2 separate regions of the Homo sapiens genome follow, and region 1 is linked to region 2. A link is a loop called in an ENCODE intact Hi-C map of the cell type or tissue named here. Cell type or tissue: breast epithelium. All regions are shown on one strand. Each heading gives the region's core, and the rest is flanking DNA. Links, peaks and the distances in the headings are about the cores only.

Region 1 (16,221 bases), core at 4,827-12,826, 510 kb after region 2:
AAATGTGAATCAAATCTCCATTTAGTGGTACATCTTTAAAAAATACTTTGTCAGCCGGGCGCAGTTGTTCACACCTGTAATCCCAGCACTTTGGGAGGCCCAGATGGGAGGACAGCTTGAGGCCAAGAGTTCAAGACCAGCCTGGTCAACACAGCAAGACCCCATTTCTAAATTTAAAAAAAAAATTTTAATTACAAAAACAGTATTTTGTTTTCCAGCAAGATGAACTGTAATAAATTTTATTTTTTATATAGATATATATTTTCAATTGAGATGAGGTCTCACTATGTTGCCCAGGCTGGTCTTGAACTCCTAGGCTCAAGCACTCCTGCCACACTTGTGCCCCTGCACCCAGCTTGCAATAGATTTTATTCTATATTCAACTGTGGGGGAAGACTGTATTGGAATTGACTGATTCCAATCGATTGGTGAAGAATCCACTGATAAGACTAAAATGTAACCTCAGTCCAAGAACAGTAATTTTACAATGAATTCTAAGTCTTGCAGGCACTCAAAATATAGTGCTGGTACTCAGTAGAGAATATACTGCAATAACTTTTAATAAAAAGTGACAAAATAAAAATACACCTACTTTATTTAATTCAAGTTTTAGATTATTTGTCATTCATAGTATTTTATTTTCTATCTCCATATCAAGACCACTTACAGCTTAAGAGGCAGGCTAAGGGTTGGGTGCGGGGGCTCACGCCTGTAATCCCAGCACTTAGGGAGGCCGAGGCAGATGGATCACGAGGTCAGGAGATGGAGACCATCCTGGCTAACAGGGTGAAACCCCTCTACTAAAAATACAAAAAATTAGCCGGGCGTGGTGGTGGGCACCTGTAGTCCCAGCTACTCAGGAGGCTGAGGCAGGAGAATGGCATGAACCTGGGAGGCGGAGCTTGCAGTGAGCCGAGATCATGCCACTGCACTCCAACCAGCCTGGGCGACAGAGCGAGACTCTGTCTCAAAAAAAAAAAAAAAAAAAAAAGAGGCAGGCTAAGTTAATGTTTCCTAACCCTTTTCTTTTTTCTTTTTTTTTTTTTGAGACAGTCTTGCTCTGTTGCCCAGGCTGGAATGCAGTGGCGCGATCTTGGCTCACTGCAACCTCTGCCTCCCAGGTTCAAGAAATTCTCCCGCTGCAGCCTTCCAAGTAGCTGGGATTACAGGCATGTACCACCACACCTGGCTAATTTTTGTATTTTTAGTAGAGACAGGGTTTCTCCATGTTTGCCAGGCTGGTATTGAACTCCTGACCTCAGGTGATCCACCCGCCTCAGCCTCCCAAGTGTTGGGATTACAGGTGTGAGCCACTGCACCCGGCCTTCCTAACCATTTTCATGGCACATACTCATACAAACGATAGGTCATATTTGCAGAACATGCTGAAATACGCAGACAATGCTGCTTCAAGGGCCCTACAAGTTGTCTCAGGGAAGAGAGGTACAACTCTAACCTGTTAATCACAGAAAATTCTACTAAGGTATTCCTTTATCAACGCAAACATCTGAAAAATCAGGGCAGACATCTGAAAACAAGGAGGAAAAAGCATCTTCTAAAAAAATCATACAGCAGCAACATACTTCAATCTTAAATGGAGATAATCAGAAACCCTGTTGATACTACCTTCAAATATAAGCATAGATCTAGCTTTTAATACTGTAATTTCTCTGACTAAAGGCCCCATGTTAAAAAATGTATATACAGACACACATACACACACATCCTAGACACACACTAAAACTAGATAAGCCAAAGTGAAAATCAGCTTCTGCATGTGAAAGGTCTTTTAAAGTTCCACAGATAAGTTCTAAAATCAAATGCAGTCTCTTATGAATGGAGAAATTTGTCATGTTGGAAAAGATCAATCATTTAAAAAGAGAGACATGTTGGCCGGGCACAGTGGATCACCCCTGTAATCCCAGCACTTTGGGAGACCAAGGTGGATGGATCACCTGAGGTCAGGAGAATTGCTTGAACCCAGGAGGTGGAGGCTGCAGTGAGCCGAGATTGCGCCACTGCACTCCAGCCTGAGCAACAAAGCAAGACTCCAACTCAAAAAAAAAAAAAAAAACAAAAACAAAAACAAGGAGCTCCTAAAAATTAGTAAAAGATGAACAATGCCATTGCAAAAAAAACAGGAAATTAAATTCACAGAAAAGCAATACAAAGGCCAACAAACATATATGTTTATATATAAAGTAGGGAAACACAAATATAAAAACTATTTTTTATCAATTTGTAAAATTTATTTTATTTTTATTTATTTTTTTGAGGCGGAATCTCACTCTGTTGCCCAGGCTGGAGTGCAGTGGCGCAATCTCTGCTCATTGCAGCCTCCACCTTCTGGGTTCAAGTGATTCTCCTGTCTCAGTCTCCCAAGTAGCTGGGATCACAGGCATGCGCCACTATGTCTGGCTAATTTTGTGTTTTTAGTGGAGATGGGGTTTAATCATGTTGCCCAGGCTGGTCTTGAACTCCCAACCTCAGGTGATCCACCCACCTCAGCCTCCCAAAGTGCTGGGATTACAGCCATGAGCTACTGTGCCCAGACAGATTTGTAAAATTAAAAAGGCAAAACATCTAGCACAAGCATTTGAAGTATTCTACTCTCACAGTGAAGAGTATAAACCACAGAAGTACAGCAATCTAATAGTATCTATTAACTGTTTAAAGATTTAACTTCACATTTCACACCCAGCACTACACAAACACAGGAATGTTTCTAATACCAATAAACTGAAAATTACCTCAGACTCAAAGCCACAGAACTAAAATTGGAACAATTTAAGGCAGGACTGGTTTAAAAACAAGACCTCCCAGGAAAGAATACTGCCCCCAGTACATTAGCTGAAGGTCTAAGTGAAAGAATATTTACCCCCAGCTACTTAAGAGGCTACTCAGGATTTCCTGAGGCCAGGAGTTCGAGGCTGTAGTGCATGACTGCACCTGTGAAGAGCCACTGAAGTCCACCTGGGCAACACAGTGAGATCACTTCACACACACACGAGTCATTTTCCATAATTTAAGAATAAGGTCAGTGTCACCTGTCACCAATACCAATACAATTTAATACTTCCAAGTACTATATGCGTAGTATAATATCGAAAGTAAACCATACTGCAGGAAATAGATAAGCATTAAAAAAAAAAGTAGGCCGGGCGCAGTGGCTCACGCCTGTAATCCCAGCACTTTGGGAGGCTGAGACAGGCAGATCACCTGAGGTCAGGAGTTTGAGACCAGCCTGGCTAACATAGTGAAACCCTATTTCTACTAAAAATACAAAAAATTAGCCAAGCGTGGTGGTGCGCGCCTGTAATCCCAGCAATCCCAGCTACTCAAGAGGTGGAGGTTGCAGTGAGCCAAGATAGCGCCATTGCACTCCAGCTTGAGCAACATGAGCAAAACTCTGTCTCAAAAAAAAAAAAAAAAAGTAAACCAAACATTAAAAAAAAAATTTTTTTTAATTGTTCATGGGCTGGGCACCGTGGCTCTCACCTGCAAATCCCAGGACTCTGGAAGGCTGAGATGGGAGGACTACTTGAGCCCAGGAGTTTAACACCAGCTCTGGGAAACATACCAAGACCCCGTCTGTACAAAAAAATTTCAAAAATTAGCTGAGTGTCATGGCATGCACCTGTAGACCCAGCTACTTGGGAGACTGAGGTGGGAGGATCACTTGAGCAAAGGAGGTCGAAGCTGCAGTGTGCCACGATCACACAACTGCACTCCAGCCAAAGCGACAGACCGAGACCTTGTCTAAAAAAAAAAAAGGCATTTAAAAAAAGAATATTGTTAAGTATGTAATTTGATGATACTTTGGTAACAAAAAGTTTATATGGAAACTAATTGTAAAATCACATTTCTGCTCAATGATAAAGTTTTTTTTGTTGTTGTTTTTTAAAGATAACTTCGCCAGGCGGGGTGGCTCACGCCTGTAATCCCAGCACTTTGGGAGGCTGAGGCAGGTGAATTACCTGAGGTCAGGAGTTCGAGATCAGCCTGACCAACATGGTGAAACCCCATCCCTACTAAAAATGCAAAAATTAGCCAGGGTTGGTGCTGCACGCCTGTAGTCCCAGCTACTCAGGAGGCTGAGGCAGGAGAATCGCTTGAACCCAGGAGGCAGAGGTTATAGTCAGCCAAAACTGTGCCATTGCACTCCAGCCTGGGTGACAGCGAGACTCTGTCTCAAAAAAAAAAAAAAAAAAGAAAAGAAAAAACTCTTCATATATACAAAATAGTAGTAAAAACTTTTATTACCACGAAAGTTCCCAGGCTTTAAACATTTATTTGGTAAGACAGTCTGGGAACTTGTATTCTATAGGCAAACATTTACCTTTCACATGCCAGAGAAGACATAGTGTATTCATAATTTATCATGATATCTAAACCATACAAATTATTTCAGAAGCCTACAATTTACTTAATACAAATTATTCTAGTCTAGTACAGAAATTAGGTTTACCTGGTTCCAAGCTACTTCTCTCTGGATTCCTGACTTCCCCTGGTCACCCCTACCAATCATCACAGAATGCTTCAAAAATCAAAAGGCCTAGATTCTACTCTGTTTTGCCTTCCTCTACTTTGGCTACTATTCCGTTAAAAAATTACTACATGGGCCTAACCCCAAAATCAGTCTCTGAAAGATACCAGGGGACGTTTTAGGATAGAAAAAAAGGGATGACTCATAATTGCCAGTTATCTTAGCTTTCTGTAGTCACCTACTCTATATCTATCAATCATGAATTTATATAAACTTCTCTACAACTATTTTTTCTGGTCGACATTATTTCTGAGGGTGGTAGGTTCCCTAGGTTCACCAAAAAAAAATTGCCTTTTATTAGCTTCATGCATCATTCTGCCACCTGGACTTTGAGGATATATTTGCTTTAAAATCAAGCAATTCATGACTGTTATGGTGTAAATTCTTCAAAGCCGTATCTTTCTATAATCTCTCAACTGCATTTATTCCCTATGTGAATATTTCTTTTAGAAAGTTAGAGTGTGGCCAGGCACACTGGCTCACGCCTGTAATCCTAGCACTATGGGAGGCCGAAGCAGGTGGATAACCTGAGGTCAGGAGGTTGAGACCCGCCTGGCCCACATGGCAAAATCCCGTCTCTACTAAAAATACAAAAATTAGCCGGGTGTGATGGCATGTGCCTGTAATCCCAGCTACTCGGGAGGCTGAGGCAGGATAATCGCTTGAACCTGGGAGGCAGAGGTTGTAGTGAGCTACTGCACTTCATTCAGCCTGGGCAACAAGAGTGAAACTCCGTCTCAAAAATTAAAATGTTAGAGTGTAAAACTATTTCTACATTCAAGTTATAAAATGGGCTTACAGCCTGGCCAGGTGCGGTAGTTCATGCCTGTAATCCCTGCACTTCGGGAGACCGAGGTACGAAGATCACTTAGGCCCAGGAGTTTGAGACCAGCCTGGGCTAATCCCTGCACTTTGGGAGACCAAGGTAGGAAGATCACTTAAGCCCAGGAGTTTGAGACCAGCCTTGGCAATAGTGAGACCTCATCTCTACAAAATCTAAAAACTAGCCGGGTGTGGTGGCATGCACCTGTAGCCCCAACTACTTGGGAGGCTGAAGCTGGAAGATCACTTGATCCCAGGAATTCAATACCAGCCTGGACAACACAGTTAGACACCTACTCTACAAAAAAAAGTTTTTAAAAAGTCATTTTTCCTACTTCATGTAACTCAACTCTACTAGTTTTCATGTATTTCATTATCGTGTTAATAAGAAAAAAATCTCAGTATATTATACTATCATTCTTTTCTCAGGCACTGTAAGTTATTTTGTGACCTTATTTATCATTCAAATTTCTACTTTAAAGTAGAAGATACTTTAATGGATACACTGGCAGTAACTTCTATTCATATAAGTATGATGAACCTGAGACTATTTTTGGGGGGGGGGGGTGGCGGGGCACATGGTCTCACTCTGTTGGCCAGGCTAGAGGGCAGTGGTGCAATCTTGGCTGACTGCAACCTCTGTTTCCCACATTCAAGTGATCCTCCCCCTTCAGCCTCCTAGGTAGCTAGGACTGCAGGTGTGAGCCACCATGCTGGCTAATTTTTGTATATTTAGTAGAGATAGGGTTTTACCATGTTGGCCAGGCTGGTCTCAAACTCCTGACCTCAAGTGATTCACCAGCTTGTCTTCAGCTGGGATTATAGGCATGAGCTACCACACCCAGCCAGTTCACTAATTTTTAAATATCATGACAGTTGTATCATAATTCCTATGGATCATTTTAAATCAACTGACCCATAGAAGTCAACCAAAAATGCAAAACCAACGAAACAATGGTAGTTGTAGAATCCACATGTTAAATATTAAAATTTATGTAAATAATTACAAAAAGTTGGCTATTGTTTAAGATGTAATATAAAATTAGAACCACAAGCAAGTGTCCATGAAAAAACACAAACACTTGACAAAGCTTGTTTGGCTATCTGAACAAAAACAATAAGTGTTTGCTCTCTATTTTGGTACTCGCTAAAACTCACTAGGCAACAAGATATATCCACCAAAAAATAAATTTCTTAAAACTCTGTACCAACTAAGCAGCAGCAACAATAATGATATTAGCTAATGTATTAGCTAATACAGAATGCTTATTATGTATCAGTTCTTTACATACAATATCCCTTTTAATCCTCCCAACAACCCCCTATAAGAGAAATTATCATTTTAGAGTGAGGAATCTATGGACCATAAAGGTTAAGTAAAAATGTCCAAGGTTACATGGTATTCAGAATATTCACAAATCTCACCAGGGTTTCATCACACCATCACATATGTTAAGATCCGTGCATTCATGGGAGAGGCGGTTCCTAAGATGAGGTGACAGATTTCAACCTTGTGGCAGCCTACTCTGGCTTCCTGGTATCTGGCTCTTTCCTCTACTCTGATAATCTGTTTCTAATTATACTTTTATTTGTTTATTTTTCTAAGGCATGACCGGTCTGGGTCTGTTGCCCAGGTTGGAGTGCAGTGGCATGATCATGGCTCACTGCAGCCTTGAGCCACGTTCAAGCAATCCTCCTGCCTCAGCTTCCTGATTAGCTGGGACTACAGGTGCACACCACTGAGTCCAGCTAATTTTTTATTTTCTGTAGAGACGAAGTCTCACTATCTTGCCCAGGCTGGTGTTGAACTCCTGGCCTCAAGTGACCCTCCCACCTCAGCCTCCCCAAAGTGCTAGGATTATAGGCGTAAGCCACTACACCTGGCCTAATTATATTTTTACTTACAATAAAACAAAAACTAAATTTGGGAAGGAGGATAAAGGGGAAGTTACTCACAATTTTACTAATCCTAACACATTTTTTTGGGTATCATCTTCTAATATTAGAGGCACAATAAATAACTATCAGTTCAAAATCTACCTCCACCTTTTATTAGCTGTATGGCCTGGCCTTTCACCAAATTGCTTACCTTTCCCATATACCAATTTTCGTCACTTATTCATGCAATAAACATTACTGAGTGCCTACTATGTACCAGGCACTGTTCAAGATGCTTGGGCTACCTCAGGGAACAAAACACAAGGATCCATGATCATAAGAGAAGCCTATCTTCTGCTGGAGGCATTCACAGTAAATTCCATGATAGTGGGTGATAAGTGCTGGGGAAAGGGAGGCAGACTGCAATTACATAGTGAGGTCACAGTAGGTCTCAACGAAGAGGTAACTGCTGAGACCTGGAAATCAGTGAGTCTGACTTGCAGATAACTGAGAGAACAACATTCCAGGCAGAAAGAACAGCCAGTGAAAATCCTTTGTACAAGGAATGGTAAAAAGATCATAGACTTGAGTACAATGTAGGGGAGCAGGGACAATGTGGGTAACATAATGCCTTGTAGGTTATTAAAAGGACTTTTTGCCTTTTACTGAGTGAAGTGGGAAGCCACTGAAAGGTCTTGAGCAGAGGAAAGGCACAAAAGGCACAATCTACCTTAGATTTTTTCTTTTGGAGACAGGGTCTCACTTTGTCACCCAGAGGGAGTGCAGTGGCACGATCTCTGCTCACTGCAACCTCTGCTTCCTGGGTTCAAGCGATTCTCCCACCTCAGCCTCCTGAGTAGCTGGGACTACAGGCACGTGCCACCACGCCTGACTAATTTTTGTATTTTTTTGGTAGAGATGGGGTTTCACTGTGTTGGCCAGGCTTAAATCTTAAAAGGATTGTTCCAGGCTCACTAACTCATGCCTCTAACCCCAGCACTTTGAGAGGTCAAGGTGGGCGGATGAGCCCAAGAGTTCGAGACCAGTCTGAGCAACATGGCAAAACTCAGTCTCTACAAAAAAATTTAAAAACTGGCCAGGCGTGGTGGCTCACTATATTAAAAATAAATGACATAGGCAGTTAGATATAGAATTATGAAGTTCAGAAGATGTCTGGGCAGAAGAACTGTAAAATAAAGATATTATTTATCTAATTGAGTTGTTACTAAATGGTTCAATAGTGGCCAGGCGCAGTGGCTCACGCCTGTAATCCCAGCACTTTGGGAGACCAAGGCAGGCGGATCAAGAGGTCAGGAGATCAAGACCATCCTGGCTAACATGGTGAAACCCTGTCTCTACTAAAAATACGAAAAAATTAGCCGGGCGTGGTGGCGGGCGCCTGTAGCCCCAGCTTCTCGGAAGGCTGAAGCAGGAGAATGGCATGAACCCGGGAGGCGGAGCTTGCAGTGAGCCGAGATCGCGCCACTGCACTCCAGCCTAGGCGACACAGTGAGACTCCATCTCAAAAACAAAACAAAACAAAACACAATTGTTCAGTAGTGTTTGTAAAGCACTTAGCATTGCACCTAACACAGAGTAAACGATACTGTTATAGCTTCTATCCCACAGAAGAACACCCACCACAGGAGATGAGAGAGGGTGGAAATTCAGCTCATGCTTCACTTGCTAGGCCATGTGTCTAGTATACAGACAGCATAAGCATGAAGGATGGGGATCCTTCTAATTCACATGTAGAAGTTTTCCTGCTAGCTGAGCTACATCTCTGCAGAGGTACATCTGTTCAAAATTGACCTTTTTCTATTTAGTAATGGTGACTTTGGGGCTGTGGCCCTAATCCTTTTCCACATACCCATGTACTTTTACACAATTACACTCTCAATCCAAATACTGTATCACAATATTCTCCTTCAAATTTAATTTTAAATGTTTGATAATAAATTATTTAATTTTGGCAGGGCACAGTGGCTCACGCCTGTAATCTCAGCAGTTTGGGAGGCCAAGGCAGGGGGATCATGAGGTCAGTAGTTCGAGACCAGCCTGGCCCATGGTGAAACCCTGTCTCTACTAAAAATACAGAAATTAGCTGGACACAGTGGCGCATGCCTGTAGTCCCAGCTACTCGGGAGGCTGAGGCAGGTGAATTGTTTGAACCCGGGAGGCAGAGGTTGCAGTGAGCCGAGATTGCACCGTTGCACTCCAGCCTGGGCAACAAGGGCAAAACTCCGTCTCAAAAAAAAAAAAAAAAAGAGTAGGCTTGGGTGAATTGTCAAAATAAACTTATTTTCTGAAGCAATGGATCACTGTCTGTTTTTTTCTGATCTTTTGGGGCAGGGAGAAGTAGGTTTAACCTGGAAAAGGAGGGTTGTGCTACTACTTCATCTTTCTTAAGTGACAAAGCCTTCTAAAAGTTTAGAGAAGGTAAAGATACAGATTGATAAAGGCAACCAACAACAGTGGGTATAATCTTTCTAAGAATTCCACATTAGTCAGCTTTCCATCAGCAACTTAAAAGAAAGAGACTATTTTCTATTTTTTATACCCCTTTGACAAAAAGTAGAATTCAACAACCTAGTTCCCGAAGAGCTCTCTGAAACTCTTCTGAAATTCTTGAAACTCTCTAAAACTCAGTCCCAGGCTGATCCTTTTGTAGTTTATAAGCATGATTGAGTTTTCACACTCATGTGTGAGATGTGCCTTCTTCAAACCTTGTAATGACATGGACACATTACCCATCTGACGTGAAGAGGAAAAAACAAAAAAAAGTAGTCCCAGGCTTATATTCCTGGAGAAGGTAAATTAGAGGATCTCTTGACTGGAGGATTCCAGACCCAGTTGAGAGTATGAATACTGTTCTGCAAACTACACTTACTGAATCCTTGACTGCAGAAACCCCTTTTCCCCAGTGGGGCAACCAAACTCAAAGAAACTAAAATCTTTAGTTTCCCTTACCTTACAATAAAGCTCAAAGACAACAAATCTCATCCATGCACCCAAAGATTCCAATTTGTTTTTAATCTTATCTTTTAAAAAAATAAAGAGGTTGCAAAGGAATATCAGGCTTTTTAGGAAACCCTCGAATATGGATGATAAAGACCAAAACACACAGAGAAAAAAACCCACAATGGCCTGTAATCCAGCACTTTGGGAGGGTGAGGCAGGAGGATCACTTGAACCCAGGAGTTCAAGACCAGCCTGGACAACACAGTAAGACCCTCATCTCTACAAAAAATTATAAAAATTATTCCAACACAGTGGCGAACGCCTGTACTCCCAGGTATAGGCTGAGGTGGGAGGATCACTTGAGCTCAGGAGGTCGAGGCTGCCAAGAGCTGTGATTGTGTTGTGCCACCACACTCCAGCTTGGGCAACAGAGGGAGACCCTGTCTGGAAATTAAAAAAAAAAAAAAGAAAGGAAAAGAAAAAAGAAAAAAATCCACAATGAAAGAACTTGAACTATCAGATTAAAATAGCCTATCGAATGCCTAACACGTTAAATATCACAATAATGGAGGACCAGATTCTATAAACTTTTACAGTTAAAAAAAAAAAAAAAATACAGGCCCAGCGCAGTGGCTCACGCCTGTAATCCCAGCACTTTGGGAAGCCGAGGCGGGCGGATCATGAGGTCAAGAGTTCAAGACCAGCCTGGCCAACATGGTGAAACCCTGTCTCTACTAAAAAATACAAAAATTAGCTGGGTGTGGTGGTGCGCACCTGTAATCTCAGCTACTTGGGAGGCTGAGGCAGGAGAATCCCTTGAACCCAGGAGGCAGAGATTGCAGTGAGCCAAGATTGTGCCATTGCACTCCAGCCAGGGCAACAAGAGTAAAAACTCTCTCAAAAAAAAAAAAAAAAACAAAAAAAATCAGGAATCCGAATGACTTCAAACTCTTCAACAACACTAGAAGACATAATGGAGCAAAGCCTCCTAGATTCTGAAGGAAAACTATCTCCAATTTACAATAATCAGCAAAACTATCAGTGAGGGACAGAACTAGAGAGATATTTTCTGACATTCATGATTACAAAAATTTGAACCTCCATGATTCCTTTCTCTCTTTTTTTTTTTTTGAGATGAGTCTTGCTCTATCACCCATGCTGGAGTGCAGTGGCATGACCTTGCTCACTGCAGCCTCCGCCTCCCAGGTTCAAGCGATTCTCCTGCCTCAGCCTCCCGAGTAGCTGGGACTACAAGCACACACTACCACGCCTGGCTAATTTTTTTTTTTTTTTTTAGTAGAGATGGCGTTTCGCCATGTTGGCCAGGCTGGTCTCAAACTCCTGATCTCAGGTGATCCACCCGCCTCGGCCTCCCAAAATGCTGGGATTACGGGCTTGAGCCACCGCGCCTGGCCCGTAATTCCTTTCTCAAGGGATTTGTTACAGGAATATAGCAAGAGAAAGACTTAGGATATAGGAAACGGGACATCCAGCATAGGAAAGAAGCGAAGGAAATCTCCAGAAGGCCAATGGAGGGAAATCCCTGGGTGACAACTGTGCACCGGATACAAGAATCCACAATTATGTGACCCCTTCTAGCAATTTCCAACTATCATCTACATAATGGCCTTTTTTTCTTGAGAGTGCCAGGGAGGGAGGAAGGGAGGAAAGTGGTTGGAGGAAGAGCAGAGAGAGGGAAGGAGTAACAGAGAAGGGAAGGAAATAGCCCATATTTTCAAAGTTAGCCCCTTTAAGTATATCCTCTCCCCTTTGGAGGAGGTGAATGGTAAAACCTGTGCTAGGTCTTCAGATACTCCAGGTAGCTGAACAACATTAATAAAATAGTATAGCACCACAGTGTTTCCCAAAGCAGGGGATATATACTATTCATGGTTTACAAAATGATTATAAGAGATATGTATACAAGATATAAACTAAAACTGATATAAGGAAAAAGTCTCAGTTAGGTGCTAGTATATGTTTAATACTTCTTTAAGACTTTCTACTAGGGCAGCCACGATGGCTCACACTTGTAATCCCAGCACTATGGGAAGCCAAGGTGGGTGAATTGCATGAGCTCATGAGTTCAAGACCAGCCTGGGCAATATGATGAAATCCTGTCTCTGTTAAAAATACAAAAATTAGCTGGGCTGTGCACCTGTAATCCCAGCTACTCAGGAGGCTGACGCAGGAGAATTGCTTGAAACCGGGAGGCGGAGGTTGCAGTAAACCGGGATCTTGCCACTGTACTCCAGCCTGGGTGACAGAGGGAGACCCTGTCTCAAAAAAAAAAAAAAAAAAAAAAAAAAAAAAAAAAAAGGCCAGGGGCCATGGCTCACACCTGCAATCCCAACACTTCAGGAGGCCGAGGTGGGCGGATCATGTAAGGTCAGGAGTTCGAGACCAGCCTAGCCAACATGGTGAAACCCCACCTCTACTAAAAATACAAAATTAGCCCGGTGTGGTGGAACACATCTGTAATCCCAGCTACTTGGGAGGCTGAGACAGGAGAATCCCTTGAATCTGGGAAGCAGAGGTTGCAGTGAGCCGAGATCGTGCCATTGCACTCCAGCCTGGGCAAAAAGAGTGAAACTCCAGCTCCAAAAAAAAAAAAAAAAAAAAAAAGAGAGAGAGAGATTACTTTATAAATTTATTAGGCTGGGCGCGGTGGCTCACGCCTGTAATCCCAGCACTTTGGGAGGCCAAGGTGGGCGGATCACAAGGTCAGGAGATTGAGACCATCCTGGCTAACACGGTGAAACCCCATCTCTACTAAAAATACAAAAAATTAGCCAGGCGTGGTGGCAGGCACCTGTAGTCCCAGCTACTCAGGAGGCTGAGGCAGGAGAATGGCGTGAACCCATGAGGTAGAGCTTGCAGTGAGCCGAGATCGCGCCACTGCACTCCAGCCTGGGCGAAAGTGCGAGACTCCACCTCAAAAAAAAAAACATTAATAATGTTGTTTTTAGGCCAGGCGTGGTGGCTCATGTCTGCAATCCCAGCACTTTGGGAGGCCGAGGTGAGTGGATCACTTGAGGTCAGGGGTTCCAGACCAGCCTGGCCAGTGTGGTGAAACCCCGTCTCTACCAAAAATACAAAAATTAGCTGGGCATTGTGGTGGGCACCTGTAATCCCAGCTACTTGGGAAGCTGAGGCAGGAGAATCCCTTGAACCCGGGAGGCAGAGGTTGCAGTGAGCTGAGACTGCGACACTGCACTCCAGCCTGGGTGACAGAGCGAGACTCCATTTCAAAAAAACAAAAAAAAAAACAGCTGGGTTTGGTGGTACATACCACCAAGCTACTTGGGAGGCTGAGAAATGAGAATCACTTGAGGCCATGGTGGAAGAATCGCTTAAGCCCAGTAGTTCAAGACCAGCCTGGGCAACATAACAAGACTGTATATCTTTAAAAAAAAAAAAACTGATTGATTACATTAAAATGCAGTAAGCATGGTTGCTCAAAAAAAAAAAGGGACATTTGCTACACTGGCTAGGTGTGGTGGCTCATGCCTGTAATCCCAGCACTTTGGAAGGCTGAGATGAGGAAGACTACTTGGGTCCAGAAGTTCAAGACCAGCCTGGGCAACATGGCGAAACCCCTTCTCTACAAAAAATACAAAAATTAGCCAGGCATGGTGGCTTGCACCTGTAGTCCCAGCTACCTGGGCGGCTGAGAGGGGAGAATCACTTGAGCCTGGGAGGTGGAGGCTGCTGTGAGCTAAGATCATGCCACTGCACTCCAGCCTGGGTAACAGAGCAAGACCTTGTCTCAAAAAAAAAAGAAAGAAAGAAAAAATATTTGCTACATCAATGAACAGCAGCGGCAACAACAGTTTCATTACATACTACATACCCTGGAGACTATACTGAACACTTTTGGTTTAGTAGATAAAAGAACAGGTACTGAGTTTGAAATCCAGCTTCACTACTTGGGCAACTCCATGGATCTAGGGTAAAGATAATAATGGTACAAACTTCACTGAATTGCAGTGAAGAATGAATAAGATAGTGTATATAAAGTACCTAATTTAGAGTCCGGCATATAAAAAACATTCTAAGTTAGCAAAAATTGTGTACCTCCGCTAGTAAAACAAATTCTTCAAGTGAAAAGCTGAACTCGCTCAATTTTTAAGTGTATTATACTCACTAGTAAACCTGGGAACTAGATTATCACCTAGGAACTAGGGTATCGGGTTAACTTCAATCTTTCAACTTCTGAGAACTTCAGTGAATTCACGAACTTCCAGAAACTGAATACAGAGTATTGTATATATGCATATGTACATCTTTGTAGGTCTTGCTTCTATTAACATTTTTTTTTTGAGACGGAGTTTCGCTCTTTTGCCCAGCCTCCCCAGTAGCGGGGACTACAGCACATGCCACCACACCTGGCTAATTTTTGTATTTTCAGTAGAGACAGGGTTTCGACACGTTGACCAGGCTGTTCTGGAACTCCTGACCTCAGGTGATCCACCCGCCTCCATCTCTATTAACATTTGAAAGCAATCTGTCCTCTATGGAGCACAGTCATTGTGTTCTTAAAACACAAATGGAGGCCGGGCACAGTGGCTCGCAGGAGGCTGAGGTGGATGGATTACCTGAGGTCAGGGAGTTCGAGACCAGCCTGGCCAATGTGGTGAAACCCTGTCTCTACTAAAGATACAAAAATCAGCCAGGTGTAGTGGCACACACCTGAAATCCCAGCTACTCGGAAGGCTGAGGCAGGAAAAGCGCTTGAACCCGAGAGGCAGAGGTTGCAGTGAGCCGAAATTGCACTACTCCACTCCAGCCTGGGCGATAGAGCAAGACTGTCTCAAAACAAAACAAAAAACACAAATTTGGACATATTATTAAATACCCTTTATCTATTATTTATTTCACTCAAATTAGCACTCGAATTCTTTAACTGTGACCTACAAGACCTTTCATGATGGCCTGGCCCGTTACCCATCAAACAGGACCTCCCCTGACCACCCTGGTTCAAGTGTATCCTACCCTTCCCCATCATTCTTCTCTTTACTCAGCTTTTTGGTTTTCATAATAATTTATCACCATTTGAAATAATATTAGGTATTTGCCTACTCAATGATTATTGACTGCCTATACCACTAGGTAGTATGCTCTAAGAAGCTAAGTTCAGTTCACCCTTATAACCCACTGCCTTTAAGTATCTAGCATTTGGCAGGCTCTTAAGAGTTATTTACTGAATGAGTAACATATGGCATCTGGGCTATCTGGCAAGTGGTGAGTTCTAACAAAAGTTATCAGTGCAGTCGTTTATGAACCACATTATGCCAAGAGACTATACTCAGAACTAGAACACTGACAACTGTGGAAAAACTGTAGAATCAGCATGGAGTAATTGTTGACTGGCAGTCAGCTAAGGAGCAGCCAGGATAATGATTGGCTGGCAGTCAGTCATCTAACAGTTCATCAAACAAGTCCCAAACAGACCAGCTGATAATAATACCCAATTAAAGCTACTATAGAATTCTACGTCAGAGGTATTTCCAAAGTTTGATTCACTACTATTGTTTGGCATTCCCTTCACAGTTGTTTTATATTACAAATAAAACCAAATACATTCTTGTTCATCTGTTCTGTCACAGTAAACGGTAAATATTTTCTACCTACTCACACATCCGATTTGTCTTAAATGTACACTGCTGAAAATAAAGGGGACTTTTAAACTACAGGGCTCCTGCTCAAGAAATGTAAAAATGGGCATGGTGGCTCATGCCTGTAATCCCAACACTTTGGGAGGCTGAGATGGGCGGATCACCTGAAGTCAGGAGTTCGAGACCAACCTGGCCAACACGGCCTAAAAATACAAAAAAAGAAATGTAAAAATGTGTTTTTAAACATACATAAGGTCATGTAGAATGCAAAAGAATGTACAGGAACATGATGGATTACGTTTATTGATTTGCATATGTTGAACCAGCCTTGCATCCCAGGGATGAAGCCAACTTGATCACGGTGGATAAGCTTTTGATGTGCTGCTGGATCAAGCT
Region 2 (16,221 bases), core at 3,451-11,450:
TTCGATTTCTTTGACTTAGTGTAATCTTTTCAAGTTTAATTCATGTTGTAGTGTCAGTACTTCATTCCTCTTTATGGCTGAATAATATTTCATTATATTGATATACCATGTTTTGTTTATCCATTCATCAGTTGATGGACATTTTGGGCTATTTTCACCTTTTCCCTATTGTAAATAGTGTTGCTATGAACATTCATGTACAAGTTTTCATTTGAACACCTGTTTTCAGTTCCCAGAATGGAATTGTTGGATCATGGTAACTCTATGTTTAACTTCCTGAGAAACTACCAGACTGTTCTCTATAATGCTGCACCGTTTTATATTCCCACCAAGAGTGTATGAAAGTTTCCATTTTTCCACAAGCTTGCCACCACTTGTTGGCAATAGACAATAGTCCATCTTTTTTTTTTTTTATTGTAGCTATACTAGTGGTGTGAAGTGATATCTCATTGTGGTTTTGATTTGCATTCCCTTAATGACGAATGATGTTGAGCATCTTTTTATGTGCTTCTTGGCTAGTTGGATGTGTTCTTTGGAGAACTATCTATTCAAGTCCTTTGCCCAATTTTTAATTCTGTCATCTTTTATTGTTGAGTTGTAAGGGCTGTTTATATATTCTGGGTAAATAAACTGTTATGAGATATATGATTTGCAAATATTTTCTCCCATTATGTAAATTATTTTCATTTTCTTGGTAGTGTCCCTTGATGCCCAGAGTTTTTACTCTTGATGAAAGCCAATTTGTTTTTTCTTTGGTTACTTGTGCTTTTGGTGTATATCTTAAAAATCTTGCTTACTCTAAGATCATGAAGATTTATCTCTATGTTTTCTTCTAACAGTTTTATAGTTTTATCCTTTGGACTTTGACCCATTTGAGTTAATTTTTGTGTAGTGTTATAATGTTAATGGTAGAATCTAGGTGGGGGGTTCTCTGTAAAATCCCTTCAACTCTCAACTTCACCATATGTTTGAAATTTTTCATAAAAAAATATTGAAGGGAGAAGGAAACCAAATTTAGAAACTTATTATTTAGAAATGTACTATTTCTTCTTTGAGCATCCCCTCTTCCCCACCTTCTCCACAGCTTCAGAAGAGAACCGTAATGTAGGTTAAAGGCAGTTGCTGGACAAGGAGAACGTAGCAGTGCACTCACCAGGCTCCAAGCTAACATGAGAGCTTTCTATTAACCACAACTCCTCTGTTAGCCTGTAACTTTCTGTTCTGTCACCCCGAATCTTTCCTCCACAATATGCCCCCAAGAAACTTGCCTTTCCATCCCCAATGTTATCCCCAGTTGCTGTTTCTGTTAGATAAATGCCTTATTACCCTGAAATGACTTCACCTTTGTCATTTCAAAGAATGATCTAATTTTCATCTGAACAAAGGCATTTTTGCAGAAAGAAAACTCCATTGAGAATCAGCAAACATGTGTTCTAGAGTAGACTCAGTCAGGTAAGTGACTTGTGCAAGGTCAAATAATTGATAAATGGTAGAAACAGAGTTTGGGTCCAGAACACCTTATTCCGGTTTATCATTAGTACTGCTCTTTAGGACCTAAAGGAATGCATGGTGGAGTTTCAGAAAGCAAGGATATATTTCATCACTCAGATTCTGCTGCATGGACAACTACCTACTTTAGAATCTAGCTCTGTAAGTAAAATCAACTTTTGAGGGAAGAATGTCCACAGCCAGTTTTCAGTGGCTGCATAAGAACAGTTTCAACCCTCGTATCTTGTACTTTACCTACAAAAAAGTGCCAAGAAAGTTGGCTGTGAAAAGCGTGAATTTTTGTGCCATATATCAGATGAAACCTTCTAGGATTCAGGTTTCTCCTTTAAACTTTTATTCATTCCGTATTTTTAATAAGCTATCATAGGGTTCTTCTGAAACCAGTTCCTTAGAAAAGGTGTGCAAGGGACCCAGAATTCCAATTTACATAGGAACTTAAATCCCAAGGGGTTCTGGCTGATGGTCTTTGATTTTTGCCTCCCTAAATTTACATTAGGGTAAAAGATTATGTTTTGGGAGTGCTGTCTTGCTCCCCAGAATATAACTATATTTTCCCCCAGCACTCAGTACACTATGTAGCATATAGTAGGCATTCTGTGAACTTCTGATGAATTGTTGGCTTCCTCACAGCAGGGTCTGGAATTGTTCATCTCTGTACACCCATCTCCTAGTACAGCACCTCCTAGCATATAATAGGTTTTCAAAAATTAATTGCATTGATATTGTTACTTCACTTTTAGGTAAGTGCCTATCCTTTTAACTAGGCGTTTCTCAGTCAAGACTGTCAGAGCCCTGAATGAGTCATTGAGTCAGGATTAGAGGGTTAATGATAGCCCAGAAAAGATAGGCACCACTTGTTAGCTGATTCATGGGGCTAATGTCAGCTCTTTTAGGGGACGTGGCCTAGATAAATCAAAGTCTGGCAATAATGAACCCATAGCCCGCAGACAGCAAAAATTATGGACCTTTCTGAACTCCTGCAAAGGAAATGAAAAACTCTTTAATCAGATTTCTGGACTTGAAACTAGGGATTTTTGTAAGGATGCTGTATTTCAGATTGCCAACATGGAATTGGGGAGCATGATCAGAGAAAGGTTGGAAGAAGAGGGGAAGATAATAGGGACTTAGCTGGAAGAAGGAAAAGGAAAAGGTTGCCCGGAAAGCAGAGAGAAAGATGACCTGAAACAAGAGTAACCATGGTCTCACCTTGGTTTTGTGATCGGTCAATGATCTGGTGGCAAACGAACTTTTTGCTAGAGAGCTATATCCTCAGAGTGGCCAGAATATCCACTGTCTTAGGTTTGACTTCAGTAGTTATCATTCTCACAACCCTTTTCTAGTCATATGAGATGGGATCCAAAGTAAGCTTTATGTGTTTTGTGGAGAACGAGGGGAAGAGGCATTAAACAGTCTCCTCCTCTACAGTAAAGATTCTCAGAGGCATTTATCATATTTTGGAGAGGGTTCCCCTTTGTTGATTACAAATGTGGCTGTGAGCTCTAAAATCTAGGGCATACTTTATTTATTTATTTTTGTTTTTTTGAGACAGGGTCTCCATTCTCTTGCCCAAGCTAGAATATAGTGGCAGGATCATAGCTCCCTGTAGCCTCACCTTCCTGGGCTGAAGTGATCCCCCTGCCTCAGCCTCACGAGTAGGTGGGACTACAGGCATGCACACCATGCCCAGCTAATTTTTTATTTTTTTTGTAGAGACAGGGTCTCACTATGTTACCCAGGCTGGTCTCGAACTCCTCAGCTTAAGCAATCTTCCTGCCTTAGCCTTTCAAAATATGGAGATTATAGGCATTCACCACCACACCCAGCCCGTCTAAGGCATTCTTGATTGGAGTCTAACCTCAGGAGGAAACAAACGTCATTGTAGTGTCAATATTACCCAATAATTTTCTGTCCTTTGGAAGTTACATAAAATCAGTGCAGTTGGTTACAACCCCATGTCCTTTTCCCCACCTTCATGGATTTATAAAAAGATGTACCATCACTGTGATCTCTCCTTGTTCACATGAGCTTAAATATGGGATCACTGGATCCAGTTGTTATTCTTAGAGAAAACAACAAGGCACTTTCTTCCAGTGATCTCTACTGAATCATTCAGCATTTACGTTTTGAGTGACAACTTTCTTAGGTACTTGGGATTCAATGTTGAGATAGACAGATTTAGTCCCTAATTGTACCTTACCAATGTACAATCCTTAGAAGAAATATCCTATCTTATTTAAATCTGTTCTCTAAATCAAGTGCTGGAAATTACTTCAGATATATTGCTCTGAATTTTGTGCCTGTGTAAGAGCTCATCATTCATTGTTTAGAGAGGAACCAGGAGACAGAGAACTAACTCTATCCCAACTCACCCTCCCAAATAACATCAGGAACTGGAACCAACAGCATTCTGGATGGTATGAGTGGGAAGTGCCAGAATCTGTTACATAACCTGTGAAAAATTCTGCCTTGGGGTTGCAGTTAGAGTTGTCAAGTTTTAAATCTTCTCCTCTGTGTCTGCTGTCTGCTTTTGCCCTTCTGGGAAAGGATAGAGCTTCCTGCCCTGAAGTTGGCAGCATCTTCCCCATAGACAGGAGTCAGCCTTCCTGGAGCAAATTTGGAAACAGATTCCCATATCTTCCTATCTTGGCCCTCTGTGCCACACTCCACTTAGTCTTGAGTCTGAGTTCCTACTACCTGGAGGGTGTTAGATGATATGACAGTTACAGAGATGCATGTGATAGGCATGTTGCACTCAGAATTTAGTGAGGTTAGGGAGATGGAATATATACAGTAAAAACTAAAAAGGAAGATGAGTGATGTTTGTGCAGTGCGAAGTAGCATGACAACAGAAACAGCAGTGACCCTTTAGTTAGAAGATCCAGGTTCAAAGTCTAAGTTTTATGTTCATGAGCAAATGTACCTCTTTTGGCTTAGTTTACTCACCTATAAAATGGGGATAATCATTTTGATCCTGCCTAACTTTCAGGGCTGGAGTGAGACTCAAGTGAGATAATATATGAGAAACTTTGAGTAATGCAAATTAAAATACAAACACAGGCTTGGTGCAGTGACTCATGCCTATAATCCCAGCACTTCAAGAGGCTGAGGCAGGAGGATTGCTAGAGCCCAGAGTTTGAAACCAGCCTGGGTAACATAGCGAGACCCTGTCTCTAAAAATACGTGAATGAATGAATAAATTACAAACACATGTGGAAAGAAGTCTTATTCCATTTTACAGATGAGGAAACAGGCCCAGAGAGATGGAAAAGCTTACTGAAAGTACCCTGTTTTGTGATGAAACAGTTATTTATGGTTTAAGCACAAAGTAGAATAACTTTTCTTCTTTTTCTTCCTCCTTCATAGACTTTGTCTGCCCCAGGACTGTTAAGTAGCCCAGAATGCTGTTGACCTCATATAAGTTGTATTTTGGTAGAGTATGAAGAAGTTTAGGGGGTCCATATTTTACCTTAAGGATATTTGTTATAGCATTATACCATCACCTTATTTATTGGGCTTGGCAAAAGTTTAACACAGTACTATCTGATAAAAATATAATGCAAATTGCAAATGTGAAATTTTAAGTTTTGTAGTAGCCAAAGCAAAAAAACAAAAGAAGTGAAAGGATACAGGTAAAATTAATGATGTATTTTATTTAACACACTGTATCCATAATATTCTCATTTCAGCATGTACTCATTATAAAACAAATTGTTAATGAACTATTTTACATTCTTTTTTCATACCAAATCTTAGAAATTGGGCACGTGTTTCCCCTCACATCTCACATCTCATTTGCACTTGTGGTTGATGCCACTGTATTGGAAAGTGCAGCCTTTCACAAACTCCATTTTTCCTGCTTTTCAGTTCTGGCTTTCTAACCTTCATTCCTGTCCTCACTATATTATTTTAATAGATCTGCCTATCTTCTTTTTCTTTGGTCCTTAGAGAAGCAGGCTTCTTTTCTGCCTAAGTGTCAGCTATCCTTCCTTGGTTAGGTTAAAAAAAAAACAATAACAACTCTTCTGGCCACTATTTGAAATCAGCTAGTGCTGCCTGAACTATGCCTTTCCTTCCCTGTGAACATTCAGCTCTTTTGAACTGAGCTTCCCATCTCACTTTATTTATGTGTCTGCCTCTTCTGCTAAATTTTGTGCTCCTTGAGGACAAGGATAGTGTTTTATTCATTTCTGCAATCGTAGCAACCTAACACAGCTTTTGGCCCCTAGTAGAAATTTGTTAAATTGTTAATAAGTGAAGAGAGAGGCTTCTCCTGAATACCTTGCCAGCTCCTTTTTCCCCCCTAACAGCTGTTTTTCTCTCTTTTCTCTCTAATAACAGTTTTTGCATCAGTGCTGTGGTTTGGCACATACAGGCAACTTTTGTTATTTGTGGTTTTATTTGCAGGAAAGCATGTAGCCATATTCCATAATTCTTTCCAGAAACCCTTTCTTTTAGTCACCTTTCAGGTTGTCTGATTTTACCTATGTCAGGAAAGCTTTTGGGATCTATTTGGAAGCTTTGCTCCTTAGCTGCCTATTTCTTGATTCCTTATGTCTTTCCCAGGTTCGTTTCCTCCTCTCTCCTTCATACCTGCCTTTGCTGTCTCTATCTGGACCTTCCCTTCACCTTGAGTTTTTTATACAGTGTCAACCCCAATGATCTCAAGGTAGAAGCTTTCAATAGCAACTTATGGAACCACAAAATCATAGACCCCTGAAGCTAGAAAGTGTCTTAGAGATTTAAGTTCAAAGGTTTTCACAGTTTAAAAAACATCTGAATTTTTTTTCTAACAAAGATTTAGGCAGAACCCTATATATAAAGCTGGTTAAAAAAAAAATGGAGCTCCTTTGGTTGAAATGAGGTTGGAGGTTCCCAGAGATACCAGGGCTCCATAGAACATGGTTTGAGAACCACTAGTCTAGTTCAAATCCCTGACAATACAAATGGGGAAACAGAGGCCTAGGAAGTTAAACACCTTGCCTAATTCACACAGCAAGCTAGTGACAGGATCTGGACTAGAACCCAGGTTTCCTTTCCAGGTCAGCGCTTTTTTAACCACAGTTTTTTTTTTAGAGCTTTATTTCCCAAGGGGAGGAAACAGTAACAATGAGTCTTTTATTTTATTGCCCTTGATGAGATCTGACAGAGTCTACCTCTCCTTCCCCACTAGTAAGTCAGGTTGGCCCCCTCTTGTTATTGTTTTTCTCTAGGACCCAGGCTGGGGCTTGCCTTAGCCTTTGTTCTGTTCCCAGTTTTTGTGGTGCCAAGAAGGATAGGGAGAGAGCGGATTCAGGCAGGTCATGGTGGCACAGATGTTTCCTGTCCCTTAGCCAGTCTGGCTGTGTCTTTCAGAGAAAGCCAAATGCCATGGCCAGGTGTGGTTTTGGGGCCTTCCAAGCCCTTGGAGGTGGTAGTTGTTTATAACCGCAATTTCCTCATTAGCTTCTGTTTTTCACAGGCCTCTAGCCACTACCTGAGGGAATACATCTCAACCTCTATCCTAGGAGTCATCAATCATTCAGAGCTCTTTGTGGTCTGGCCATGACCTACCTCTATATTTTATTTCCCAGTGTCTCCTTCATGTGTCCTATATTTTCTCCCAGAATGCTGTGAATTTCTCCCCCTTCCTTCTCATCTTCGCCTGTTAAAATTTTACTTATCTTTCCAGATCAAGCTTAAATGACACCTTCTTCAAGAAGCCTTTCTGAATTTCCAACCTTGCGCAATCCCCCTCTGTTATAGTATCATAACTTTTTAGTCTCATCGGCCATCATTCCTTGCCTTATATTTTAGGTACAGTAACTTTACACATACCATAGTGTTTCTCACTTTCATGCCTTTGCTTATGCTATTTGCCCAGAATTCCCTCTCCTAACCTTTACTTCACTTTTGCCTGGCTAGCTCCTACTTAAATTTAGGATAGGCTCAGGCATCACTTCTTTTAGGATGTCTTCTCTGACCCCTCCAACCTGGGTTAAGTTCTTCTCATCCTAGAGTGTACCTGTCTCTTTCTGCTTACACATTATATTTTATCTGTTTGTAGCCGAGTCTCGTACTAGACAGCATTCCTAGAACATCTGTGCCTCTTCCTAGTTCTAGCATCTAGCAGCATCTCACTTATGGTGGATGTTTAATAAATATTTATGGAATGAATGAGTAAATAATTGTTATGCTATTGTAATGTTTTGAGTTATTTCTGCATTTTTTATAGTTATTTGTTTACCACTAGACTACAGACTCTGTGAGGACAGGGAAAGGGATTGCTCTTTACTTGTTTTTTGTTTTTTTTGTTTTGCTGTACATAAGGCCTTATTCATAGTAAATATATCAGTCAATGTTCTCCAGTGAAACAGAAACAATAAGAGGGAAAGAAAGAAAAGGAAGGAAGGGAGGAAAGGAGGAAAGAAAGAAAGGGAAGGTAAGGGGAAGGGAAGGAGAAAGGAAGGGAAGGAGAAAGGAAGGGAAGGGGAGGGCAGGGAGGAGGGAGGAAGGGAGGGAGGAAGGAAGGAATGAAGGAAAGAAGGAAGGAGAGAGAAAGAGATAGAAAAATAGAGACTTATTTTTAAGGAATTGGCTCAGATGATTGTGGGGGCTGGCAGGTCCAAAATCTGTAGGGCAGGCTACAGGCTGGAAACTTGGGCAAGAGCTGATACTGCAGACTTGAGTCTGAAATTGGTAAGACGGGGCAGCAGGCTGGGTTTCTGTATTACAGTCTTGAGGCAGAATTCCTTCTTCTCTGCAAAACCTCAGTTTTTACTCTTCAGGCCTTGAACCGATTAGCCAAGACCCACACACATTTTCTAGGGTAACCTCCTTCATTTAAAGTCAACTGATTATAGATATTATCACATCTACACAGTATCTTCATAGCAACATCTAGATGAATGACCGAACAACTGGGTACCATAGCCTAGCCAAGTTTGCATATAAAATTTAATCATCACAGTAGGTGACGAATAAACATTTGCTGAATTGGAGTATGCTTTTGAACTTCTTGTCTAAAGCTCAGAAAAAAGAGAACAATTTTCTTTTTTTTCCCAGAAGTAATTTGAACTCAAATCTTAAAATCCTCAACTCTGAACAAAAAATAACAACATTCTTTGAAATACACTGAATTTTCAAGAATTAAGAGACTCTCGAGGCTGAAAATAAAAGCAGACTGAGTAGTAAGCCTATAAGAAGATGTTGTATCAGGCCTCTTGGGATATCTGTCTTGGTAACGCTGGGGCTTTGATTGTAATACCAACACAGCAAAAGGAGATGATAATTTGAGTCTTCACAAGACAGAGTTAAAGCTGAGACCCACAAGTGAGGCTGGGACCCTCAGTAAAGTGGCAGATAGGAAAAAAATCTCATCTGTACATGGAGGACAACAAGTTGTCCATCTCAGCCTATGTGCTGGACAGAAAAAAATGCTTCCTTTGAGAATTCATAACTACAGGCCTGTCTTCACTTGGACTTATACTACATGGATAATCTGAGGCCCCATAAGTCAATTAATATAAAATTATGCCCAGCCACTGATACCTTGGAGTGCTTATCAGAAGAAAACATAAACCCTCTTAAGCTGTTAAAAAATCTAAAGTTATAAAATGGTAAAAAGATCTCTACTGTAAAATTAATAGATTTAAAATTGTAGGAACAAGAAAGACTTAAAAAAAAACAAGAAAGAACATGATACTATGAATAAAATAAGGCAGATATGACAAATAGAATTTCTAGAAATAAAAAATAAAAGCATTGCCAATGGCCATATAAACAGTAGATCAGACATTGCCAAAGAGAAAGCCAGTGAACTGGAAGGTAAAGCTGAAATTACCCATGATGCCTCTCAAAGAGACAAAGAGAAGAACATGCAAGCAAAGTGAAGAGACATGGAGGATACAATGAGAAGATTCAATATGTGTCTAGCAATAGTTATAGAAGGAAGGAATAGAGAGGATGGAAAAGAGGCAATATACAGAGGTAATAGTTGAAGTTTTTCCATAATTGATAAAAGACATCAATTGGGAAGCACATCAAAGTTCCAGAAAAATAAAGCCAGATCTAGACACGTCGTAGTGAAGTTGCAGAGCATCAAAGACAAAAAGTAGGTCTTAAGAGCATCCAAAGATAAAAGAGATATCCTACGAGGAATCACAACTGGACTGAGAGCAGGGGCAAAATAGGCAAAGGAATATTGTCCTCAAAAGCTGAGAGGAAAAAACAAAACAATCTAGAATTTTCTACTTAGTTAAGCCTTTATTCAAGAGTGAGAGTAAAGCTGGGTATGGTGGCATGCCACTGTAGTCTTAGCCACTTGAGAGGCTGTGGCAGGAAGATCACTTGAGCTTGGGAGTTCAAGGCCAACCTAGGCAATGTAGTGAGACCCTGTGTCTAAAGAAAAACACAAACACACACACACACGAGGATAAGATGGAGACAATTATAGACAAGTTTAGGCCAGGCACAGTGGCTCATGCCTGTAATCCTAGCACTTTGGGAGTTCAAGGCGAGTGGATAGCTTGAGCTCAGGAGTTTGATGCCTGTAATCCCAGCACTTTGGGAGGTCAAGGCAAATGGGTCTTGATCTCAGGAGTTCAAGACCAGCCTGGGCAACATGGCAAAACCCCGTCTCTACAAAAAATACAAAAAAATCAGCCAAGTGTGGTGGTGTGTGCCTGTAGTCCCAACTACTCAGTAGGCTAAGGTGGGAGGATCTCTTGAGCCCGGGAGGTTGAGGCTGCAGTGAGCCATGATCACACCACTACACTCCAGCCTGGCAGACAGAGCAAGACCCTGTCTCAAAGAAAAAAGAAAAAAAGACAAGTTTACATCTCAGAGATCGCTTCTGAAAGGACTACAAAAAGTAGATATTCTTCAGGAAACAGGAAATTGAATCCAAAAGGAAGTAGTGACGTGAAAAAATCAAAATTGAGCAAAAAATGTTGGTAAACCTATGGGTAAATCTAAAGCAAAACAAAATAAAAATAGAAAAAACTTGACTGTACAAAGTAATAAAAACTGACGAATTCAGGGAATATAAAAATGAGGTGAAATTAAAACATTGCCTAATAATATGTGACATAGGAGGAGAGTAAAGAGAGAAGGGGAATGACCAGTCCTAAAGTATACTAAAACTAGGGAGGAGAGTAGAGCTACTGATTAAAGTTATGTTTAGGTAAGTAAAGTATGTCCTTTTTTTAGAAAAGAAGTTAAGGCTAACCACAAAAAGAATAGAAATAAAATGTGTAATTACTAGAAAATTAAAGAGAAATGACTTGTGCAAGGGACCCCTGTACAAGAAAGATGAACTCAGCATTACTTGCAATAAGAAATTTCAGAGTAAACTAAATGTCCATCATAACAGATAAATAAATTGTGATGTATTCAAGTAATAAAAATAAATAGGCCAGGGTTTTGTATATTACCATGAATACATGTCAGAAATATAACACCGAGTGGGAAAAATGCAGGTCGTAGGCAGATAGATATAAAATAGCATCACTTATATTAAGCCCCAAACAAGCAAAACAGTACTATATTCAGTCTACGGATATATACACATGTAGTAAAACTATATAAAAACACATACAGGAATAATGAATGTTAATTCAGAGTAGTTATCCCTGGGGAAGGGATGTAGAGGAATAGGATTGGGGAGGAATATGCAAGCGATTTCAACAGTGTATATTAATATAGAAAAATATTAAGATCAATTAGCAAATAAACAAGTATGTTATATTCTTTAAATATAGCTGTATGACAAATAATGAAATTAAGTTTGGAGAAATGTATACAGCTGCTGAGGATTTTTCTTTTTTTTTTGAGATGGAGTCTCACCCTGTCGCCCAGGCTGGAGTGCAATGGCACAATCTTGGCTCACTGCAACCTCCGCCTCCCGGGTTCAAGTGATTCTCCTGCCTCAGCCTCCCAAGTAGCTGGGATTACAGGCGTGTGCCACCATGCTTGGCTAATTTTTTGTATCTTTTTCACCATGTTGGCCAGGGTGGTCTCAAACTCCTGACCTCGTGATCCACCCACCTCAGGCTCCCAAAGTGCTGGGACTACAGGCGTGAGCCACCACGCCCAGCCAGCTGCTGAGGATTCTAAGTTTATTTTTTCCACAGTAAGGCATAATATAAAGTGACGGAACAAATTTAATACTGCTGGGTCTGATTAAAATTTATAACTTTGAAGAAATAAACAGATTTGCATTTCTCCAAGATTATGTTTTCCCTAAGTGGTAGTTTGTCAACAGAAAGCTACACTCAATAAAATCTCAGAGATATCCAACTTCCAATACTTGCTGCTTTATTCAGGTCTGATCTGACCATCTGGAAGAATTTCATTAGGTTTTAATTATCATGCACTAAGAACATAAGCAGAGCATTTTCAAAGAGGAGCCTTCATTTCATGCTGAGTCTGAAAACCTTATCATAGGAGGAATGTTTGAGAGAATAGGGGTAGTATAGCCTGAAGAAGTGGTCTCAAGGGGCCCTGTTCACTGTCCCAGACAGGATGGACATGGACAAGAAAGAAGCAGACCAGTTTTATGTGGACAGAGCCAGAATCAAACAGCAAGCTTCAAAATGGCAAATGTCAGCCCAGCTTGAAAAAATGAATTGTCTAAAAGTGAAAAAAAAAAAAAAACCCACAAAACACACAAAAAAACTGAGAAATTTCTCTGATGTCCCCTTGTTATAAATATTACAGAGGAGATTTTTGCATTGGGGTATGAGGTAGGATATGATGATGTCATTTTAAGTTTCCTACACATGAATGACAGAGACAGACTAGAGTCTTTAAGTCACTCAAGTGAAGATAGTCATATACCAAAATTGTTTACACATAAGGGGAAAGCTACTCTTGGCCTCAGGCTTTTAGCTGTATTTTAGGAAACTCTCTAAAGCACAGAATCTGGAAACTGGGGAAACAATATTTAAGTAGAAATCTCGCTTCTAGAGAGTACTGTCAAGGTTTCTGCTTCATCATTCCCCAAATTCCAAATGATGTGCTTCATAGATCGGCAGAAGTCCCTCTCCTGGCCATTGGCAAACCAAGAAGCAAGGAACTGGCTTTATCCTACTTTATCCCTGTTGCCCTGGCACTTCCTGTCTGCCATATGTATATTCTGTATTATACGATAACTGCACCACCACTGGGCAGTGATTTGTGAATTTCACTTTCATGCTGTACTACCTTTGTTAAAGTCACTTGAAATGCCCTTTCCACATCACATATTGAAATCCTACTGTTTAATTTCTACACTGTCAGACCCTGAAAATATTAGAAGCCCTGTGGGTAAATCCCCTCCCAAATGAAGAAAAAACAATTCAGATGAATTCCTAATGTACAAAAATTTTTGAATAATGCCATATTTTAGTTGTAGTATGAAGTGGTTAATCTGCTCTGGAGTCAGTTTTCCTAGTTTCAAATCCTGAATCTTCCACCCAGTAGTTGTATGACCTTGAACAAGTTACTTAATCTCTTTGTGCCTTAGTTATCTGTAAATTTGGGAGATAATGCTATCTACCTTATATAATTCATTATGAGGATTAATTCATAAGGTGTATAAAGTGGTTAGCACAGGTACTAGTGCTTAATAGATATTAGTTGATATTAATTTCATTGCAGTTATAATTTTGGTGCTTGTACTTTAGATAACAATCTACGGTACTTCTCTCGAACACTAATTTATTTTTATTCTTCTTTGTTTTAGAGCAGGGTAAAGTCTTTCCTTCCCCTTCCCCCTACCAAGTGCCTTTCATATAGGTGAACAAATAATAGGTGCCTAATCTAATGAATCTTTGTTGCATGAGTAAATTAATTAGAATTACAATATTTTGAAAGGCTTATAGAATATATTTCATTACAACAGCACTACATAATGAACGTCTTTTCAAAGGAATGTGTCCAAACACTAGGGGTAAAAATGAACTAGGTTTTCAGGCTAACCAGCTTGAGTTGGTTTTTAAAACTACTTTTTAGAGCTTTTGAATGTGAAGTGTATTTCAATGGATCATTAGAGGTGGCTGAAAGGATGGACAAATTCACTGAGAAAAGAGCAAGAACAGCACTATCTGTCTTCATATTTCTCTATTAAGGCATGAGCTTATACTCTGGGCTAACCTTGATCTAACAAAAAGGACATTGTATTGAGAAGACATCAGCTTTCCCACCGTGTGATCTTGGTCAACTTTCTGTCTTTAAGCCTCTGTTTCTTTGCCTATGAGAGGATAGCATCTAAGGTCCATTTCTCCATTCAGAGCCTGTGTGGTTCCATGTTGCTAAACTCAAGTGCATCTGGGAACCTGTGGCATGACTCTTCCAGAACAGTGCCAGTTCTCCCAGCCTGCCAAAATTCAGTTGTTAGTGTCTGTTCTGGTGAATAATATCCCCACTGAACTGGCACCAGTTGGAAAATTGTAGAATGGAATGTGCCACCTGGGTTTGGATTTGGAAATCCAAAGTATTGTTGCCTTGAGGTATGAGGATGTTTCTGCTGCGCCATGGTGGTGAGTAGGCTGATAATGCCAGCCATGTCAGTTTGCACTTGGACCAGGAAAAGAGGATCAAGTCTCCTTTGCTAACAAAAGCAGAATGTGAGGAGATCTCTTTTATTTCCTTGCAGCAATTTGCTCTACGAACTGTGTACTGATGATGTGGTATTACAAACAGAATCAATGCATCAGCAAAATGATAAAAATAAAACTCCCTTGTGCTTCTATAATACTAAGCTGTTTACATTTTTTTTTTCAGACAGCATCTCACTCTGTTGCCCAGGCTGGAGTGCAGTGGTGTGAACATGGCTCACTGCAGCCTCAACATCCCAGGCTGAAGCGATCCTCCCACCTCAGCTCCTAAGTAGCTGGGACCACAGACACTAGCCACCATGCCAGACTAATTTTTTATTTTTTTGTAGAGACAGAATCTCATTATGTTGCCCAGGCTGGTTTCGAACTCCTGGACTCAAGTAATCCTCCCGCCTCAGTCTCCACAAGTGCTGGGATTACAGGTGTGAGCTACCACGCCCAGCCAATTATTTACATTCTTTATGATACTTGATCTCACAAGCGCTCTGAGTGGAAATCGGGTCCTCAGTTTCTACATCCTGTTATATCACTTAGGGATTTCTATGTGTTGAATTCCAGTCTTCTTCAATTTGGAGGAGAGTTACCTTTCTTGCTCTAAGGAGGCAGCATGGTGGAATGGAAAGGGAACATGGCCTGCCTCAAACTGTTGTTTGATCTTGAACTTGTCAAATTTCCCTTCTTCAGGCTTCTGTTTCTTCACAAGTAAAATAAGTAAAAGATCTCTAAGCAAAATTTTCCCTCTCAGAAGGCTGAGGGAATATTATCTTGTTAATTTTTCATATTATCATGTGAATAAAATGTATAAATACTTCAGTAATTGTTGACTTATACCTAAAATAGAACATTAAGGTGGAAGATGGTCCCATCATACGTTGGAAAAAACATGTATTTGTCTATATTTATAAATGCCTGACCAGCATTAAAAGAATGAATTCATTTTGTTGAAATGCTCTCCATTTCAAAGAACTCACGCAGGAAAGTTTTTTTTAACCCAGTGGTTTTTACATAAAAAGAGGAGGAAAAAAACCCCTGAAATGTGTGGCTGTGGTGCACTTGATACTTTACATTCTCATTTACTCATTCAACAAACATTAGAGCACTAACATGTACCAGGCATTGTAACAGAGCTGGGCATGAGATTGATACAGTGGCTACCACCACAAGGTCGCTATTCTCATGGAGCTTACATTTTGGTTGGGCAGATGGATAATAAGTAGTTGAAAAAATTTCAAAATAGAAATAACGAAGAATAATAAAATGAATCATAAAAAATTTCAAAATAGAAATAAGAATAAAATGAATAATAAAAGATTTCAAAATAGAAATAATGAATATTATGAAGATAATATAGAGAATGATGGAGGGGGCACAGAGGAAACTACTTTTGTTCAGATAGTCAGTAGAAACATAGGAGGGAATATGTGAGCTGAGACTTACACATTAAAAAAGAAGCAGGACATGCAAAAATCTGAGGGAAAGTCGTACAAAAGCCCAAGAGGACAGATAATGTTTCAGGAATACATTAAAGGCAGAGTCATTTAATTCTAACAAACTTTGGAAATGGGTACTGTCCTTACCTTATAGATGAAGAAACAAGGAAGTAAAAGAGCCCAAGTTCAGACAGCAAGTAGAGGACCTGAGATTTAAACCCAGATTAGTCTAGCTCTAAAATTCACACTCTTTCCACTGTGCCACTCAGCAGTTGATGAAAATGCAAAATTTCGTGCAAAATGAGAAGGCATAAAGAATTTTTTCTGTGTAACATGGTGGGGAGGGCACTCTTCCTTCTTTTTGATTCAGGGAGTGTGTATACCCCAGCCAGAAGATGTAAATGGCTATTTGTTTTTGTCATCTGATAAACATATGGTATTGTGTATTTTTGTGTGATATTGTTTTGTGTATTATGGTTCCTTGTTCCCTTAAGTCCCAGGTGGGCAGGTGTCTTCTGCTGGGAATCAAGAAATAGGTCTTTACTGAGAGTGTTGTTATGGGCTGAATGTTTGTGTCCCCCAAATTTATATGTTGAAGCCCTAACCTCTAATATGATGGTATTTGGAGGTGGGGCCTTTGGGAGGTGATTAGGTTGAGATGAGGTCATGAGAGCGGGGCCCTCACGATGGTGTTAGTGTCCTCATAA

Evidence for each region. Hi-C counts contacts between places; a loop is a spot of excess contacts. Peaks named below come from ENCODE experiments on the same cell type or tissue, not always from the same donor. Only the 100,000 strongest peaks of a DNase experiment are listed, where the experiment ranks them.
Region 1: it touches region 2 in a loop (19-fold over the local background); 1 of 110 quality-filtered maps calls a loop at or near these places.

The regions. Positions count from the first base shown.
Region 1 is chr3:12,622,829-12,639,049 of GRCh38, forward strand. The region is part of intron 1 of RAF1 (Raf-1 proto-oncogene, serine/threonine kinase); the gene reads right to left. LOC124906355 (small nucleolar RNA U13) reads left to right here and starts at 9,906; the gene lies at 9,906-10,006. In breast epithelium, for the core only: no CTCF peak of the experiment used is centred there; no DNase peak of the experiment used is centred there.
Region 2 is chr3:12,113,717-12,129,937 of GRCh38, forward strand. All of the region lies in intron 1 of SYN2 (synapsin II), which reads left to right. Among named protein-coding and RNA genes, the nearest start is that of TIMP4, 37 kb to the right of the region's middle. In breast epithelium, for the core only: no CTCF peak of the experiment used is centred there; a DNase peak (open chromatin) is centred at 6,775.